Regions from separate parts of the Homo sapiens genome. Here region 1 is linked to region 2. A link is a contact called in ENCODE Hi-C or POLR2A ChIA-PET data. All regions are on one chromosome and are shown on one strand. Each heading gives the region's core, a stretch centred on a gene start or an enhancer-like site at or near the end of the contact. The rest is flanking DNA. Distances are from core to core; before and after follow the strand shown.

The links. Hi-C counts contacts between places; a loop is a spot of excess contacts on that map. ChIA-PET counts read pairs that join two places held with the same protein, here RNA polymerase II (POLR2A). Pooled maps may share reads with other maps.
Region 1: a loop to region 2 is called in a pooled map, with 10 times the contacts of the local background. The contact joins the promoter of EIF1 here to the promoter of SYNRG in region 2. A Hi-C loop is called at or near these places in 6 of 50 pooled maps. POLR2A ChIA-PET finds 5 or more read pairs at or near these places in 2 of 52 experiments (OCI-LY7 and T-cell).

Annotation. Positions count from the first base shown.
Region 1 is chr17:41,683,542-41,690,657 of GRCh38, reverse strand. It overlaps EIF1 (eukaryotic translation initiation factor 1), which reads right to left and starts at 1,773. Exons shown (of 4, transcript NM_005801.4): 1 at 1,589-1,773; 2 at 717-880; 3 at 469-570. The coding sequence starts at 1,619. RefSeq lists enhancers at 255-1,163, 1,089-1,178, 1,164-2,072 and a silencer at 1,559-1,948.
Region 2 is chr17:37,604,349-37,611,404 of GRCh38, reverse strand. It overlaps SYNRG (synergin gamma), which reads left to right and starts at 1,987. Exons shown (of 22, transcript NM_007247.6): 1 at 1,987-2,126. The coding sequence starts at 2,050. DDX52 (DExD-box helicase 52) reads left to right here. Exons shown (of 15, transcript NM_007010.5): 15 at 1-1,666.

The sequences.
Region 1 (7,116 bases), core at 524-3,023, 4.1 Mb before region 2:
TTCAACAGAGGGTCCTCAGTTAAGAGCTACCTTTTTTGAACACTCAGTGCCTTCCAAGGTTCTGAATTAGTGTGAGAATGAGACTCATCAGGTATCTGAAATCTCTTCAATTATATCAAGAGCTGATCATGTAACAGTATTTTAGTATTAATACTCAGGAAATTCATTTTTAAAAACTCATGTCCTTACAAATACAGGAACAACCCAGCATTTGGCTTATTTTACAATGCATCTATATGCTATTCAAATTTGCATCTGTGAAGTAGATCCACAGAAACAGTAAACCAAAGGTAGACAAGTCCCTTCTGCTTTTTCCTATAAAACAGAAATAAGTCTATGTACTTTAAAACCCAACTGAGGTTTTGCTCAGCCTTACAAAGCCAACTTTTATGTCCCCAGCAGAAGCTAACAGACAGGATCTGAGATTTGCCAGCAGAGAGGCACAAATCAAGTAGTGACTGAACTCACCTCTACGAGGAACTGGCATATGTTCTTGCGTTGGTCACCCTGTAGCTGAATTACTTCTCCATATTCCGGATGCTCAATTACAGTACCATTGCAGGCAAACTTCTGCAAGCACAAAGGAAAACGAATTAGGCCTAGCAAGAGCATGAACGCATTTATCACCCCTTCCGCTAACAATACATACAACACAGCTGGCACCCCCTTGTGGACAAATCCATTATGACTTTCCCAAAATCTCACTGAAGACCTACTTTCTTAAACGCCTTCACTAGTTTCTTTTTATCGTAATCATCAGCGATCCCTTGGACAGTAGTAAGGGTCTTCCTGCCGTTTCTCTGTTGAATTCTTATATGGATATAATCCTCAGTGCCAGCAGGAAGCAGGTCATCACCCTTACTTGCATCAGCAAAGGGGTCTGAAAAAAAAGGTTAAGCTCGTTCAGAGCTGTCAAAGATAGGATGCCACTGCCATCCCCTCGGTCCCCAGGTGTTTTGCGCGTGCAGAAAACAACACTGAAATCGTCAGGGCTTGGGCCAGGCCGAATGTGTCCTTTGCTGGCTCTCCCCGAGCAGGTCAGTCCGGGACGGCCAGCTTCCCCAGGCTCGGGGAACGCCCGGGCCTCCCGCCCTCCCTGGGAAGCCGATCACATGTCGGGGGAGTCCGGGCTGCCAGGCGGTGCCCCACCCAGCTGATGCAACCCGCCGGAACCCGAGCTCCCGAGGCGGGGCTAAGCCTCCCACCCCCATTGGTGCACCCGCTTGCCACTTAGGGCTGGCACCGCCTTTCCCTCCGGATCCGTGACAACGGGTGGTGACGTAACGGACGTGACGCAATGGTGACGGGAGGGGCGGGTGTGGCCCGAGGAGGCCCAGGAGCCATTAGTAAATGCGCCACTGAGACGCCGGGCCCGCCCAAGGGCTGACCTACCGCCTGCTCCTTCCGGTCGCGCTCAGGGTCCGACCCCGGGGCCCAGGCCTTGATCCCGCTGCCCTGCGACCCTGGTCAAGTTTCCCCTGCCCGAGCTTACGAAGGCCCGGAGCGCTTGGCAACTTCCCGGAACACGTCTCCGGGCCCGGAAGGCCCCGCTGCCCCACCCGGGCCCGCGACCTTTCCCATAGCTTACCGAAAGAGTGGAGGTTCTGGATAGCGGACATACGATACGATTCCTTTTCCTCGGTGGAAACGGCCTGCGGAAGGCGGCGGCGGCGGTGGCGGGAGAAGGCGGGCAGGGGGGAACGGAACGTCGGGAAGCGAGGGGGCTCAAGGGGGAGGCTGCTGAATCCTCGGCGGCGGCTCAGTGACTGGGGCAGAGGGGCGGTGCCTGTGTTTAGTTATATAGCCGCGCCTCTGACGCCAGCGCGCTGCCCTCACGTCCTGACCCCACCCACAGCGTCGTGCCCCAAGCGCCCAGGCGGCGCCGCTTCCAATTGGTTTGGAGGCGGGGACATGGGATGGCGCTTGCGCAGGAAGTCTGCGGCAGGAGGGCGTCCTCTTGACTCTAGGAGAGCTGGGAGGGGGAGGGAAAGCTTGATCTGTCTCGGAGCCTGCGCAGTGCGAGTGGACGGTGTCTGGGTGCCGAGAATACCGGCCCAGGTTTCGAGCGCGCCTACGCACTGTGTCCTTTGGTACGTTCCACCTTCTTGACCCTGTTGCATCCCTGTCTTCTCGAAAAGGGGAGTTTCATATGGTAAATGAACACTCCTTAGAGAGGATTTAGATGATGAGCCTCCCAAACACGAGAAATCCCCGTTGTGTCAAACCCACCTACCTACCCACCCTACTACCCACGGAGTCACAGCGGGATTTAGGGCGGCACTTTGATTAATCAACATACAATAATATAATCAAAACGGTAACCGCATAATTTAGATTGCCATTTAGATTTATTCTAAAGTGGGTTAATCCGATCTAAAATTTTCATTTAGATTAGATTAATCCATCTAAGGAAAAAGTGTGCCCAGCTCATTGGCATGAGTTCAAGGTATAGTAACTGGTTCTGGGCCCCCCCGAGAATAATTCTGGCACCAGAGGGCGTCCTTCATGTGGCACAGCTTGTGTGGAGTAGAGCCTTCCTAGAGTTTAGATGAAATATTTCCTTCAAAACAGTCAACCTTTCTTGCTTTCAGTTTATTTATTTCAACACTCAGTTGTAGGGGTAAGTAGAGTGGTGAAAAGAGACCAGGAATTTTAGACTCAAAGGCCTCCGGGGATAGGCAGGTAAGTAGGATCAAGGAGTGCAAACAGCCAAGTGTGATGTAATGGGGTGGACTGGGGGCTGGAGTAAGAACTACGGGCTGCAGTGGCCGCTCACCTCCAGCCCATTGTGCTAGATCTTTTTCAAGAGTGCCAGGAAATCCAGGTGTTTACATAAAATCTCTTGATTTTTAAATATTGCCAATAAATTGATTTTTTTTTTGAGACAGAGTCTCACTTTGTCGCCGAGGCTGGAGTGCAGTGGCACTGTGTCGGCTCACTGTAACCTCCGTCTCCTGGGTTCAAGCAATTCTTCTGCCTCAGCCTCCCGAGTAGTTGGGGTTACAGGCATCCACCACCACGCCCGGCTAGTTTTTTAAAAATATTTTTAGTAGAGATGGGTTTTCACCATGTTGGCCAGGCTGGTCTTGAACTCCTGACCTCAGGTGATCTGCCTGCCTCGGCCTTCCAAAGTGCTGGGATTACAGGAATAAATTGAATTTTTGATACAACACTGCAAGCCAAACAAAAATATGCATGCCCATGGACTGCTGGTTTATGTCCCTGACAGTCAGGGTCACTGCCCTTGTGGAGTTGAAGGCCAGCGGGAGAGAGAGCCACTAAACAAATAATAAGATAATGAGGCTGGGCGCTGTGGCTTATGCCTGTAATCCCAGCACTTTGGGAGGCTGAGGTGGGCGGATCACCCGAGGTCAGGAGTTCGAGACCAGCCTGGCCAATATGGTGAAACCCTGTCTCTACTAAAAATACAAAAATTAGCTGGGCGTGGTGGCGTGTGCCTGTAGTCCCAGCTACTCGGGAGGCCGAGGCACAATAATTATTTGAACCCGGGAAGAGGAGACTGCAGTGAGCCAAGATGGCGCCATTGCACTCCAGCCTGGGCGACAGAGCAAGACTATGTCTCAAAAAAAAAAAAAAAAGGATAATGACAGATTGTGAGAGGTGCCAAAAAGGAGGTAAACAGGGTGATGTGAAAGGGCCAGGCTCCTTCAGATGGGGTGGTCAGAGAAGGCCTCTGGGGAGGCAGCATTCTGGCTGACAGAGGGTAGGAAGGAGTCCACTGTGGGGCAGGGCATGTGCCCACCAGAAAACTCAGAAAAACTCTGAGGGAGGAAATGCTAGGTGTACCTGATATATATATGTGTATGTGTGTGTATATATATATATATGTATATGAGTGTGTGTATATATGTGTGTGTGTGTATTTGTGTATATATGTATATATATATGTATGTGTATATATATATATATATAGACAAGGTCTCACTCTGTCACCCAGACTGGCTGGAATGCAGTGGCATGATCATGGCTTACTGCAGCCTCAACTGCTTAAAGCAGTCCCCCTGCCTTGGCCTCCTAAAGTGCTGGGATTACAGGCAGGAGCCAGTGTGCCTGGCCTGATACTTTGTTTTGATTCTATATTTACTAAATAAACTTGATTAATAGTTTGGTTTCCTTGACATCAGGAAGGAGGAACCATGGCTAGGTCATGGGCATCCCAGTCTCATGGTCTTCCCCTTTTGAGAAGCTAAGGCCCCAGTCAGCCAACTTGGGAACCTTTACTATCAGGCAAAATTCACCCCCGACATTTCACGTAGGTTCTTCTCTATTTTCCTTAAGTGTTGGCTGGTCCGAGAAATAAAGGGACAGAGTACAAAAGAGAGAAATTTTAAAGCTGGGTGTCCGGGGGAGACATCACATGTCGGCAGGTTCCATGATGTCCCCCAAGCCGCAAAACCAGCGAGTTTTTATTAGTGATTTTCAAAAGGGGAGGGAGTGTACGAATAGGGTGTGGGTCACAGAGATCATGTGCTTCACAAGGTAATAAGATATCACAAGGCAAATGGAGGCAGGGCAAGACCACAGGACCACAGGACCGGGGCGAAATTAAAATTGCTAATGAAGTTTCAGACACACATTGTCATTGATGATATCTTATCAGGAGACAGGGTTTGAGAACAGACAACCGGTCTGACCAAAATTTATTAGGCGGGAATTTCCTCGTCCTAATAAGCCTGGGAGCGCTACAGGAGACCGGGGCTTATTTCATCCCTCAGCGATGACCGTAAAAGACAGCTGTCCCCAAAGTGGCCATTTCAGAGGCCTCCCTCAGGGACGCATCCTCTTTCTCAGGGATGTTCCTTGCTGAGAAAAAGAATTCAGCGATATTTCTCCCATTTGCTTTTGAAAGAAGAGAAATATGGCTCTGTTCTGCCCGGCTCACGGGCAGTCAGAGTTTAAAGTTATCTCCTTTGTTCCCTGAACATTGCTGTTATCCTGTTCTTTTTTCAAGGTGCCCAGATTTCATATTGTTCAAACACACAAGCTCTACAAACAATTTGTGCAGTTAATGCAATCATCACGGTCCTGAGGCTACATACATCCTCCTCAGCTTATGATGACAGGATTAAGAGATTAAAGTAAAGACAGGCATAGGAAATCCCAAGGGTATTGATTGGGGAAGTGATAAGTGTCCATGAAATCTTCACAATTTATGTTCAGAGATTGCAGTAAAGACAGGCGTAAGAAATTATAAAAGTATTAATTTGGGGAACTAATAAATATCCATTAAATCTTCACAATTTATGTTCTTCTGCCATGGCTTCAGCGGGTCCCTCTGTTGGGAGTCCCTGACATCCCACAACACTTTGCCCTGACGGACATTGTTCTGCTGGAAAGGGTTTTGGGAGAGAGTTTGAATGAATGAATTGGAGCTGTCCTTCCCAGTGTGCATGCAATATTTTGTCACACTAAAATATTTTTTGAGACAGAATCTCGCTTTGTCGTCCAGGCTGTAGTGAAGTGGTGCGATCTTGGCTCACCACAGCTTTCACCTCCTGAGTTCAAGCTATGCTTCTGCCTCAGCCTCCCAAGTAACTGAGATTACGGGCAGGTGCCACCATGCCCAGCTAATTTTTGTATTTTGGGTAGAGAAGGGGTTTTACAACATTGCCCAGGCTGGTCTTGAACTCCTGACCTCAAATGATCCGCCCGCCTTGGCCTCCCAAAGTGCTGGGATTACAGGTGTGAGCCACAACACCCGGCCAAGACTCAGTTCTTTTTTTTTTTTTTTTTTTGAGACAGGGTCTGGCTTTGTCACTTAGGCTGGAGTGCAATGGTGCCATTATAGCTTATTGCAGACTTGAACTCCTAGGCTCAAGTGATCCGTTTCAGCCTCCTGAGTAGCTGGGACTACAGGCATGTGCTACCATAGCCAGCTAATTTTTTAAATTTTTGGTAGAGATGAGGTCTCACTATGTTGCCCAGGCTGGTCTTGAACTGCTAGGCTCAAGTAATCCTTTACCTCGGCCTCCCAAAGTGCTGGGATTACAAGCATGAGCCACCGCACCAGGCCTGAGACTCAGTTCTTGACTTGCCACCAGCTTTGTGGGTGACCTGGTTTACCTCTTGGCTTCAGTTGTATGCCCCATAAAAGGAGCACTGGGTGATCTCTTCCTGGGTCTGAAGTCTGAAGCGCTGTTTTCCCAAGTTGGGAGCATTTCCAGAAGGGTCTTCCGAAGTCTACCTTCCAGTGTGGGAGGTTACCCCAGCCCCAGGAGCCTGAGGAGTAATCATGGAGGCAGGAGTAATTAGTTTGAAAGTGGCATGCATGCCTGCTGTTAATGCTGGCTTCTTTATTAGTGTGCTCCTGGCTTTGAGATGCTGTCACCTGGGCAGCCAAGGGCAGGGTACAAAGCACAGGCTCTGGAGTGTCTGTATCTGAATATCATCTCCATCTTGTTGCCTGGGCGACTTAGCCCCTCCCAGCCTGCATTTTCTCCTCTGTACGACAGAGACAATAATGCCCTTCTCATAGGCTGTTGAGGGGATTTAAAGAGGAGACTATGTACAGCCGGATAAAAATGTAAAGTTATGAAACCACTATATAGATTATACCAGTTTCCCAGAGGGGAAGGGAGAGAGAGAGCCTCCGAGAGCAGCAGGGGACAGGAGTGAGCCCCTCTGAATGAGGATGGGACAGAGGTGGGCACCTCTCCATGGTGATCTCCTTGGGATGTGACAAGGGCATGGCTGTGTAGGACACCTTGGGACCCTCGACCTCAATAAGATTCTCCAAGGCCACCAACGTGGCACGGAAGCAGCAGAATCTCCCTCCAGGAAGGGATTGCACCCTCTGGGAAAATAGACATCTCCATGGTAACCAAGGCAGATAGATGATCTGGTCTAGGGGCTCCTTGTAGCTCTGGTGCTCTAGAAAACCTTGTGAGCGAGAGAGAATCCTGGGGAGGGCTGGAGCCCCTGTCATTTCCAAGGCTGGATTTCTGAGCAGCCCAGTGGGATGTTAATTGGCAAGGATCTCACTTGATTTAAAGAAAGTCCAATTAATGCCACATTTCTTGCATTCCTTATTTGGGACTTAACGACCCACGTATGTAAGTGACTAGAATAGTTCCCCCTCCCCCGCTCCCATGCACA
Region 2 (7,056 bases), core at 738-3,237:
AGAAGCTTTTTTTCTATTAATTTTTGTTTGTTTGTTTTGTTTTACTATTTACTTCTAAAACTTTTTTGTTAAAAACCATGGCACAAACACACACATTATGCTAGGCATACAAAAGGTCAGGATCATCAGTCTCACTGTCTTCCACCCCCACTTCTCATCCCACCATTGTATCTGCTGTCTGTGGCTGACCAAAACATCATCATGTAGCACATGACTAGTGTGGCAAGTGCTCTGTTAGATGTAAGGCCATGATGCTAAAGCATCACAAGAGGGCATCTAACCCAGATTGGGGATGTCATGGAAGGCCGACATCCTGAGTTGAATCCTGCAAATGTAAAAACCAATAGGCAAAGAAGAGGAACAAAAAGGATTCCAGGACAAACTGAGGTCACATCTATGATCCTTGACTTTATTGTGTCTGTTTAAAGTATCTACAGTAACCTGTATCAACTTAGTCAGTGTATTAATACTAAATTTAGCTCCTTCAAAGCAGTTGGAACTATGTGCTACATAAATTTCAGCTTCACACAAGGAAGGGAAGGAGTGAAATTAGTGAACAGGCAGTTACAGCAAAAGAAAAAACATAAAAATTGAATAGCTGGCTCTGGTGAAATGAGCAAGGACTTTAGAGTCAAACTGGCCTGGATTTGAATCCTGATCCTCATTGCTTGTAGCTGTATGATCTGGACAAATGACAGTAACTGTTTCTAACCTTGATTTTCTCATCTGTAAGATGCCAATTGTAACTCCTAAGGATACTGAGGATTTTTTAAAATGCGTGTACAGTTCCTGACCAGTGGTTTGTGCCTAATAACTTATTACAAATTATTACCCAGTAAAAACCTTGAGACAAGAGTGAAAACGTAAAGCTAATTAATCCATTACTTGTTAGCAAGCAAACTACGTGCTTGAGAAAATTACTCAACTTTCATGTTTTACTTCCAGACAGTAGTTTGATTAAAAGAAAAAAAAAAATCACAGCCCAGGCATGTGGCTCACACCCTGGCACTTGGAGGCCGAGGTGGGAGCATAGCTTGAGCCTAGCAGTTTGAAACTAGCCTGGGCAACATAGATCCTATCTCTACAAAAAAAAAAAAAAAAAAAAAAAAAAAAATTGGCCCGGTGTGGTGGTGCATGCCTGTGGTCCCAGCTACTCAGGAGGCTGAGGCGAGAGGATCGCTTGAGCCAGGGAGGCTGAGGCTGCTGTGAGCCATGATCATGCCACTGCACTCCAGCCTGGACAACAGAGCAAGACCCTGTCTCAAAAAAAAAAAAAATCAGTAAAAAATATGCCGAAATAGCTTCAGAGTAATTATGAATTGCCTTCCAAAAACCACTGTTTTGCACTTGCCTGCAAGAATAGGAAAAACAAAAGGACTGTAAGGTGGCAGGATGGCAGAACCAAACAAGAGTAGTACACCTTGGAGTTTTTTCGAAATATGGGTTGGGTTTTTGGGCTCTTGGTTGATTTAAAATAAAATTTAAATGCCTTCAGCGTCTGTGATAGGTGCCAACATGAAGCTACCGAGTTCCAGAGAAAGAGGGGAGAGCTGATCACTCATCAGTGCTGCGAGACTATCAAAGGGCCCTTCAGGACCTATCTGTTCTTTGTGTGTAAAGAGTAACAATAAAAGAACACCAGTGTACCCACCGTATAGTTTAAAAATCAGGACTCAGCCTACTCTTTCCACTAACCGCGATCATGGTTTTCAAACGGAGGACCAACGGCGCTTTGCCACTGGGCCGCCAGCTGGGCCCTGCAGAGGGCCTACCAGACAATGAATCAGCTCCCTTGGAGAGGCGCCCGCGACCGCCCCACCAGCCCGAGAGCTAGAATTGAATCTGGGGGACCCCTGCGGCGCCGGGTCACGTGCCGTGGGCGCGCCACGCCTCCCCGAGGGCCGGGGGAGTCACGTGGGCGCGAGGCCCCGCCCCATCGCCCGGTCCGCGGCGAGGTGGGGCCTGGTGTTTGACCCGGAAGTGGCTGTGTTCAGCTGACAGCTGCTGATAAGGTGGCGGCGGCGAAGGCAGCGGCAGGTCGGGAGCAAGATGGCGCTGCGGCCAGGAGCTGGTTCTGGTGGCGGCGGGGCCGCGGGAGCTGGCGCGGGGTCCGCCGGGGGAGGCGGGTAGGTGTGAAGAGCCGGGCGGGAGCCCGCTGGCCTCCGCGGGGGCGGCGAGGGGCGCTTGGCAGTTATGGCAGTTTTCTCCAGCCCTGATCCTTTTCCTTGGAACTGGGCTGCGGGAGGAGGGTCATCCCCCAGGGACCCAGGCCGAAAGGGGCGTGTGGAGCCCAGGTGCTGGACGCTGGTGTTCCGGGATCAGTTGGGGGCGCCGGCCGCCTGGAATCGAGCGGGGAGCGAGCGCGCGCCCAGTGTGGGAGGGGAGAGAAGATGAGGGTCCTCTTGGGGTGGGGGGGGGCGGGGCAAATCAGGAACCGCGACTCCGCTCCTAGTCCTAGCTGCCTCTGAAGCGACCAGGGTCTTCCCTTTCCTTGGGCTTTCTAGACTTAACCGGATATGTTGGAGGGAGGGCTTTAAAAATCTGTTCACAAAGCTGGAGGACTGTTTCCAAGGGGGGTGTGTGTGTGGACTATTTGTCTCTTCCCCTTTTAGAGTGTCCTGTCCTCTTTATTTCCTTAACCCGCGACAAACAGCAGGAACATCTAAAGACCTCTGAATTAGTAATGGTCTTGAGATAGAGTTCTTGTCTTGTACACTAACTCTTAAGACTTGTCTGTCTTCTTTTTAAAAAGGCATTTAAAAACAAAGAAAGTGCACTGTTAAACAGCAGTTGCGCATTTATTAGAACAAAGCTTCCAGACTCAGCCCTTAAACAAATCTGCCCTCTGCCACATTTCAGCCAAGAACTGCCGTGGTTCTTATACCCAGAATGGTAAGGGAGATGTACGTTTTACAAGCTGACAGATTCGTTATCATTTAAGGAAATATTTTATTCTAGGAAGTTTTCACTCCACTTCTATAATGACCTAGTCTGATTTTGTTTTACTAACCAACACACAACAGCACACACATTTGGAGGTAAAAGTAGCTTTGCATCTTCAGTATCCTAAATTGTCTTTGGAAAACGAAGTGTTAGGTTTTTTTTTTATATGCAGTGTTTCAATTTCGGAGTCGTGAACACTACAAAAGTGTAAGGACCTTAAAGTTATCACCTCTTGCAGGTGCTTGTCAGGAAACGAGCAGTGGCTGTTCAATAAACCACCTGTGTGTAACCCCATTTTTCATTTCCTCTGCACATCTTTAACTTTAGATTTTTAAACTTTTTGCTTTCTCTTTTGTTCTCTCCGTTGTTTCATTAGAGGGTTTTTTAAAAAATAAATACTTCGTGTAAGCCAGTTTCTGGCTGGAGAAGAAACATATGTAATAATTCCCTTCTATTTGTTTTTTCTTTTTCTTTTGTCTTGTTTTTTTTTTTTTTTTTTTTTTTTTGAGAGGAAGTCTTGCTCTGTTGCCCAGGCCAGAGTGCGGCGGCGTGATCTCGACCCGCTGCAACCTCTGCCTCCTGGGTCCAAGCGATTCTCTTGCCTCAGCCTCGGAGCAGCTGGGATTACAGGTGCGCGCCACCATGCCCGGCTAATTTTGTTGATTGATCGATTGAGACAGAGTCTCGTTCTGTCACCCAGGCTAGAGTGCAGTGGCACGATGTCGGCTCACTGCAACCTCGACCTCCCGGGTTCAAGCGATTCTTCTGCCTCAGCCTCCCAAGTAGCTGGGATTACAGGCGTGCGCCACCACGCCCAGCTAATTTCTGTATTTTTAGTAGAGACGGGGTTTCACCATGTTAGCCAGGCTGGTCTCAAACTCCTGGCCTCAAGTGATCCGCCCACCTTGGCCTCCCAAAGTTCTAGAATTACAGGCTTGAGTCACCACGCCCGGCATCCTCTATTTATTTCCTATATGTGATTACAGTTTCTAAAATGTCCCTGGATGGTATTAATTTGATCAAGTATATGATTAATCATGGCACCAAGTTCTGGGAAAATGTAAACTTAGAAGAATTGATATCTAGGCCCAAATTTTTATTTACTTAAAAAATGTTTTTGGATGGGGAGGACCTCAGGTTCAGAAATTCAAGTGCATTATTCCCTTTAGTTTGCAGTATTTGAGTATCATTGGTCCATGGACACAAATTTTTAAAATAAATATGGGTTGAATTTTGATAGAAATTAGAATGATTTTAAAATTTCCCCCCTTTGTAAATGTAGCAACATCTGCATTCTAAAACTGTAAACGATATACAGGAGAGAAAGAAGTGGTTAAAATGATTCTTACCTTGAAAAATGTATGGTACATATGTTACATATATTGGCAACTTTCTGAGGCTGAGAAGCTGTATCCTCAATAGAAAAAGGAATATTATTTTTTTTAGAGAGTAATGGTGTAAAGGCTGAAGTTATTTTATTTCCTTTTTAATTTTCTTTTTGCCACCCACCCTCCCTGAAATTATTTTATAAGGAAACTTAACATTATGGCAACCTAAGTATATTTGAAGAAAAAAAACAGGCAACTTCTCTACACCTTTAATGGAGAAAATCCATGAACTATAACTGACTGTATTGTTTAGATACTTCTCTATATTCTAAGAGGCTAAGCAAAACACAATAACGTTTTCCAAATTTAATATTACCCTACTTTTGATTGGTGTCCTGGATGAGCTACTTTAGAATAAATGGTAGAGTTGTATAAAGGGCAAAATTTGCCCAAGAGATGAGAAGTATAAATTTTTTTTTTCTTTAATCAAGGCAGAAAAAAAAAAGAGTTGAAAGATCTGGATTAGTCTGTAGTCATTGAATGCTTACATGGGTAAGGTACTGTTCTTGATGCTGTAATGAATTAAAAAGACATCAAAACATGGTCCCCATCCTTGGAGAATGTACAAAATAACTGTGGTACAAAGTAAAGTGGAACAAAGAGGTCACGTTCTTCTGGGATGTTATCATCTGTGAACTTGTCTATTTTTTCCTGATCTTTTACAAGCTTTTAGAGGGCTTCCTCATCTTTTCTTCTTTCACTGCTTCTAGCACATTTTTGCACATAAAAAACATTCTGTAAATATTTGTGGATTTCAGCTATATCAAAGGCAAAGAAGTGGTATTTCATTTGGCCCACAGAGTTAGAGGAAGAGGAAGCGGTCAAGAGATCGTCACAGAGATGGGAAGGCCTAGTCAACACTAAGGAAACGATGTACCTGCAGTGCCAGATGACTGTGGCTCTGAGTGGCAGAGAAGAGTTTTGTGAGATAAAACTGCAAAGTAGAGTTGTGCCCAAACTAGAGAGGGCCTTGAGTTTAAACTAAGGAAATTCAGTTTCAGGGAAATCATTTCATAGTTTTAACTTCAGGGGTGCGTCTTGCTAAAGGACCATTTAATTATTGCGTAATGGTCCATCATTTAGAAAGATGTCTCTCACTTGTGCTGCATCAGATGAATTAGAAACCAGAGTCTGGAGGTGGGGAGATCCATTAGGAAGTCTTTATGTAGGAGTTTAGGCCTAAGAAGTGAAGCCTAGTGTCAAATCTAGGTTAGTAGCAAAGGTAACTGAAAAGGAGGGACGGATGAGATAGGTAAGTGACAGAGCTCTGCTTTCATACCGAGATGTCAGTAATATAAGAATTAGTGGTTTTACCTTTGAAATTAAATTGTTGGTCACCTTCCTGCCCAGTTTTTTGCCAAGCTTTTACTGTCTTATTAATGCCTTAACTGCTTATCTAACCAATCTTTAAGCATGTTGTTATTAGTTGTCTAAACATTTCAGAGAAAAATATGAATTTTTCATAGGTCACTAAGCAGTTCGATTTGCTAAATTCTTACTAGAGAAAGTCATGTTTGACAGTATTTTGTTTTTATTTCATTTTCAAAGTAACCTTTATACATCTGTTTATGTATTCATGTCTATGTGATTGTCTTAGCTGAGACTTTAGCAGCCTTGATTCTACGTCCTCATTTGACAGAGGGGAAACCAGACAGGGGGTAAAGGAGATTGCACAGAGCTTCACAGTTACTTTATGGCAAAGCTGGAAGAAAGAAAATATACACGAGTTTCCAATTCTTTTGAGCCTCTAGGCCATATGACTAATTTAAATGTTTAAGCCTGATTTTTAAAAATCTTGACAGCTTGATTACTTAAATGTATTCATTGCTCCTGAATGTATCAATTTTAGCATATGAGTAATGTCTTTAAAAACTGAATACAGGCATACCTCATTGCAGTTAGCAGATACAGTGTTTTTTATAAATTGAAGGTTTGTGGCAACTCTGCATTGAGCAAGTTTATCCGCGCAATTTTTCCACAGCCTGTGTTCACTTCATGTCTCTGTCACATTTTGGTAATTCTCACAATATTTCAAACTCTTTCATTATTATTATTTGTTATGGTGATCTGTGATCAGTGATCTTTGATGTTACTAGTGTAATTGTTTTGGAGCACCACAAACCCAGCTCGTATAAGACAGCAAACGTAATTGATAAATGTTTTGTGCAGTCTGACTGCTCTACCTACCAGCTGTTCCCCGGTCTTCCTCTCCAAGGGCCTCCATATTCCCTGAGACATAACAGTATTGAAATTAGGCTGATTAACCCTACAGTGGCCTCTAAGTGTTCAAGTGAAAGGAAGAGTCGCCCATCTCTCCCTTTAAATCCGAAGCTAGAAATGATAAAGCTTAGTCATTAAGTGTTGAAAGCTGAGGTAGGTCAAAAGCGAGGCCTCTTACACCAGTTAACTAAGTTGTGAATGCAGAGGAAAAGTTCTTGAAGGAAATTAAAAGTCCTATTCCAGGAAACACAAATGTTAAGAAAGTAAAACAGCTTTATTGCTGATATTGAAAAAGGGTGAGTGGTCTGGATAGAAGATTAAACCACCCTTAACATTCCCTTAAGCCAAAGCCTAATTTGAAGCAAGATCCTTAGTCTCTTCAATTCTGTAAAGGCTGAAGGCTGAGAAATAGGTGAGGAAGCTGCAGAAGAAAAGTTGGAAGCTAACAGGTCAGTTTATGAGGTTTAAGCAAAGAAGCTATCTCCATAACAAAAAAGTACAAGGT